Regions from separate parts of the Mus musculus genome. Here region 1 is linked to region 2. The links are chromatin loops, found by intact Hi-C in ENCODE. Cell type or tissue: left cerebral cortex. All regions are shown on one strand.

What was found. Hi-C counts contacts between places; a loop is a spot of excess contacts. Peaks named below come from ENCODE experiments on the same cell type or tissue, not always from the same donor. Only the 100,000 strongest peaks of a DNase experiment are listed, where the experiment ranks them.
Region 1: it touches region 2 in a loop (3-fold over the local background); 19 of 42 quality-filtered maps call a loop at or near these places.

Annotation. Positions count from the first base shown.
Region 1 is chrX:103,372,953-103,375,452 of GRCm38, reverse strand. It overlaps Chic1 (cysteine-rich hydrophobic domain 1), which reads right to left. Exons shown (of 6, transcript NM_009767.2): 3 at 1,699-1,854. Among named protein-coding and RNA genes, the nearest start is that of Chic1, 18 kb to the right of the region's middle. In left cerebral cortex, a CTCF peak has its summit at 972 (motif pointing right); a DNase peak (open chromatin) is centred at 1,060.
Region 2 is chrX:103,286,765-103,289,264 of GRCm38, reverse strand. It overlaps the pseudogene Gm19200. Among named protein-coding and RNA genes, the nearest start is that of 4930519F16Rik, 31 kb to the right of the region's middle. In left cerebral cortex, no CTCF peak of the experiment used is centred here; DNase peaks (open chromatin) are centred at 221, 429 and 1,096.

The sequences.
Region 1 (2,500 bases), 86 kb before region 2:
ATCAGGGTGGCCTCGAATTCAGAAATCCACTTGCCTCTGCCTCCTGAGTGCTGGGATTAAAGGCGTGGAGAAATATCCTTGATAACATTAAAACCCAAAACTTTGTTTCTTAGTGATTGAGACTGGCTACACTCAGGATGGGAAATCCAAATCATGTAATTCACATTGAGGTTTTAAAATAACATCATGGAAGTTAGTGATTATAACTTCTAAAAGATACAATTAAAAAATGATGTTGTTATCTCTTTTAACACTTGTAGAAAGCCAGTTGAAAATACTATGCTTGTATTGACAAGCAAATTAAACTATATTTAAAGCAAAGCTCTGAGCTACTGGTGGTTATTAAAGGAATCAGTAGTCTACTTCCAAAAAGTCAGAGTGGAGCAGCACCTGGTAACACACACCTATAATCCCAGTTGCTTAGGAGACCGAAGCAAAAAACAAAACAAAAATCAAACAAACAAAAAACAACCATGAGCTCAAAGCCTTCCTGGGCTAGAGTCTAAGATAAGCTCAGGCCAGGTATGTAGAAGTGTGAGGGTATTTTTTTCCTTAAAAATTTATTTATTTCTGGGGCTGGAGAGATGGCTCAGCTTCCAAAGGCCCTGAGTTCAAATCCTAGCAAGCACATAGTGGCTCACAACCATCTGTAACAAGATCTGACTCCCTCTTCTGGAGTGTCTGAAGACAGCTATAGTGTACTTAGATATAGTAAATCTTTTTAAAAATTGTATTTCTTGGGCTGGAGAGATGGGTCAGTGGTTAAGAGCACCGACTGCTCTTCTTAAGGTCCTGAGTTCAAATCCCAGCAACCACATGGTGGCTCACAACCATCCGTAACGAGATCTGATGTCCTTTTCTGGTGCATCTGAAGACAGCTACAGTGTACTTAGATATAATAATAAATAAATAAATCTTTTAAAAAATTGTATTTCTTATGTATACAGTGTTCTACCTGCATGTATGCCTGTGGGCCAGAAGAGGGCACCAGAACCCGTTACAGTCAGTCTCCTGCTGATGGCCAGCAAGCCTCGTGACCCTTCTGTTTTCACCCAGGCCTAGCTTGTGACATGAGTGCTGGGATTTAAGCGCACATGCTTGTGCAGAGAGGGCTGTTACCCATCTCTCCAGCCCCTTTCATCACATTTCTTTTTCATTACTGGAAACTGAACATCACTCTATCACTGATCCCAGCCTGTTAATCGTACTTTTCAAAGATGTCCTCCCGAACTGGAGAAAACAGACCTGAAATAAAAATGAAATTTTAAAGTAGACAAAATTGAGGTAGTGTCCTAAATTCATGACACAACTAGAAAGAAATGTTACTATGACGTGTTCAAGGGTAAGAGCTTTCTTCACCTTTGAGGATTGCTGGTCCTTCTGGTTGGCTTCTGCTGTAGCTCAGAATTATTTTAAGTCATCCTTTTGGGTTTTCCTTTTTTTAAAAAAGTAATCCATATATATTTGAATATATAAATTAAATTGCATTTATTGAAAATGGTGTAAACTCATATTAAGTAATAAACTATTGGTAAAGGCTAAACAAGTGACTTTCTCTTTCCATAATTTCTTTAGCATTAAAATAAAGACAGCAGTGTTCTGAGAGTTAAATAAATCATGGAAACAGTTCTAACACATAATAAGTGTTAATAAATGTCAGCTCTTTTTATTTTCATATAATAGGCTGGTTATACTTACTCTTTTGTTGAGACAAATCACGGGCCACAGGCTGCACCCCAGGGTACAGCAGCAGCAGAGACATCCACACAGCAGCCATTTCACATTGACAGGGAGAGCCTTTTTCAAGCATGAGTTCACACGGCCAATGCTGGTCTTAAATTCTTCTGGAGCCACCTAAAATAGGGGGACTCTCTTTAAGGATTTGTGAACAGCTCCCCACTACCTCTAATCCTAAGGAAGACGCCTTATCCCAAATATTTCAATGTCTCAATATAGTCTCTCCATACATCTGTATCATATACTCTTGGAAGACTTAGCGAGTAAAGCAATACAATTTCATGGTTCAAGAACTTCGCATAATATTCACAATGTTCTGAAATGACCAACAATAAATGGAAAGCAACAGGACTGATTGGAATGGAAACCCATCAAACACTTTTGTTAGCAAACATTCTTGTTAAGGCAATGGTGCTCACAGTCTTCAGGCACCCTGACTCAAAGCTGGGCTTTGGTTAGAAGCGTAAGATAAGACTAAAACCCAAACAACTACCCAGAGGAAATGCAATTCAAGCAGGCATTGATAATAATCCCCAATTACTTTGAAATAAACTCTCTTAATACCTTTTCTTTCTGGCAAATCTGTAATATAATAGTTAAACCGGCTATTGTTTGCATTAACAAAAAAGTGGTATCTGGTTTAAAGCTATCTATCAGTGTTCAGCCCACATAAGACTCATAAGTACTCCGAGTTTTGAAGGTTGAAAAACCCTTCACACAAATTTCATATTTCTAGTTAATTACCTCTGTTCCTGAAATAGTT
Region 2 (2,500 bases):
TTGAAAGACCACGTGTCAATACTAGCTAGCTTTCTGGCCTCCGTGCCTTGTGACACGCAGTGGCAGCGCTTTAGGTCTGCTGAGCGCCACCCCCACCCCCCGTCCCCCACCCCCCATGGGCGTCGAGGTGAGGTTGTCAGGGCAACCAATGCGGAGCGCCACTGAGTGCTGCAGCCAAGCTGTAATGTTGCAGTGCTCTCAGCCTTCAAACAGTACCTCAGGTCCAGCCCTGCAGATCAACCAATGTCGCGTTCTCACTGAAAATCTAGCAACAATGATGTACGATTGTAGCTGGAGTGTTGTCCCCCTTCTAACAACAGTGTACTTTGAAATGTGGCAAGAAGCATTTGGCTGAAACATTTGAGGTCCACATCTGCTTGCGAAATTCTCAATAGGGGCTGGTGTCTGTGAAGTACCCGCTATGCTCCTGCAGATTAGTCACCATCAACAACCTAATTTTGCGTCAGGAAAATGAGGCGTTCTGTCTTTCCGAAGACGCTTCCTTGTGGCTTTCTGCGATTGTCAGTGTGAAGTTCTCCACTCCAATCTTATTATCAGTCTCGGAGGCTCTCATCCTTGTTTGCTTTAGTCTACCAAGCTGTGGCCTACAGGTGCCAGCTGTGGAATGCCCTGGCTTGCACTTCCTCTTTCTAGAAGCTTAAAAGGCACAATCCTCTGTGAGAGCCCAGCACCTTGAGGGTCTCCTGTCACGAAACCTTGACAACATGACAGTGAATGATGGTGGGGGAATTCTTAGAGTTATTTCAGCTGGCAAGTCTACAGTACTTCATGAATTCATGGAAAGAATTGCAGTTGGTTTCATCTGCATTAATTACTCAGGAAGGCTGTGCTTTGTTATGGGAACCTCCGTTTTTGATTTTAGAGACTTGCAGAAAATACAGGCAGATGATTTGGAGGAAAATGGGGCCCTCTCTTGGGGTTCTTAGTTTCCTTAACAAAAGCATTTAAGATGGACTCAAATGGAAGCTCGAGGACAGTTTTATTGGAGTTAAAAAAAAATCCATGTCAGGCAAGCCGTAACCGGTAGCAGCTGCCCAGAGGAGAAGGCAGGAGAGAAGGGAAAAGCCACGTGATTGAGGTTGTTATGGAGCTTAGTCAGACACACGTTGAGGAGAGGAGCTTTAGAGAAAGAGCGAGGAGGCCCAAAACGTCAGAAAAAAAAAGTACTGAGGATCTGGCCAGCATCTGAAGGAGACAGGAAAGAAAGAAAAAGCAGAAGTTGTATATCTGAAGGTCGCCAGACTCAGTGGAACGTCATGGTGGCCCATAGGGGTTGCTCTGAGGGAAGGAGCTGGGAATTCTGGGAAAGAGAAATACAGTAGTTCATTAACGAAAAAAATTCTTTAGCCTATTTCTTTAGCATGCCTTAAGGTAAGTCCAAGTTCCTAGGAATGGGCCTTAGCTGGGTGATTTACCTAGCACAACTGGGATTTTATGTCTCTACCCAGGCCAGAGAGTCTATTCTTTCAACCAGAGTAAGTTTTCTCTTAATGGGAGTTTACAGCTATTCTAACAGTCTGTCTGTAGGCAATATGCCTTAGTGAAGGAGAGAGGCCTTTGTCTTTGGGAATGTTGGCACTGAAATGCTCCTGCAAAATTACTGAGCCTCTGTAGAGGGACTGTGGAAACCACCAGCTTTGGTTTGTTGCTGGAAACAGATGAGGTCTGTCACATACACTTAGAAGTTGTAATCAATAGAATTCCTCAAAGAGTGGGCTCTATTTGTGGTGGGAAAATTGCATGTTGAATTGGGCAGTGAACTGAACTGGAAGGTGACAGGAACTGGAGTATTCCAGACTGGTTTACTTTGTCTTTGTAGGAGGGCCAGAGCAGATTTCCAGGGTCTTTGTTTGCTGGCGGGCAGACAACTCGGAGAGATTAAAGGGCAATCAAGATGAAGTCTGTAAGCACAGGCATTTGGATGGGAGTCTTTTGGTCCTAAAAGACACCAGGATAGTCCCATGGCTATGTGAAAAGACTCCAGGAGGCTTTGAGACCGTATCATTCCCTCAGTACTTGCCAGAGACCCTGAGCAATCGCTGAACTGAAAGAACTGTGTGGCAATTCTTATCAGTGTGGAGAAAGATAACAGTGATTCTAAGCAGAATTGTTTAAAGATCAGGAAAAGCTTGATAGCAATCTCTGTGTAAATCCAAAACAAACAAACTCCACCCCTCCCCAAGATTTGGCAGTGGAGTAAATGGACTTTCAAGAGAGTTCTCTGCTGACAATTTCAGCTGTAGCTTGTGTGGCTTTTCTTGATGTTTGCACAAATTCTCCTTCTTAAAAACAACTGATCTGTAGTAGAAACAGGTTTTCTTTGTATATTAAAAGATAGTTTAAAAATCGCAAATTGTTTCATAACAGGAAAACTGTTTCTACGTCCTGATCCATTGTTGGTAATTGGCAATTCATCAGTATCAGTTTTCTTAAAACTGGAAGTCCTTCAAAAATCCAGCCTAGTAACTCATTGAGGGTC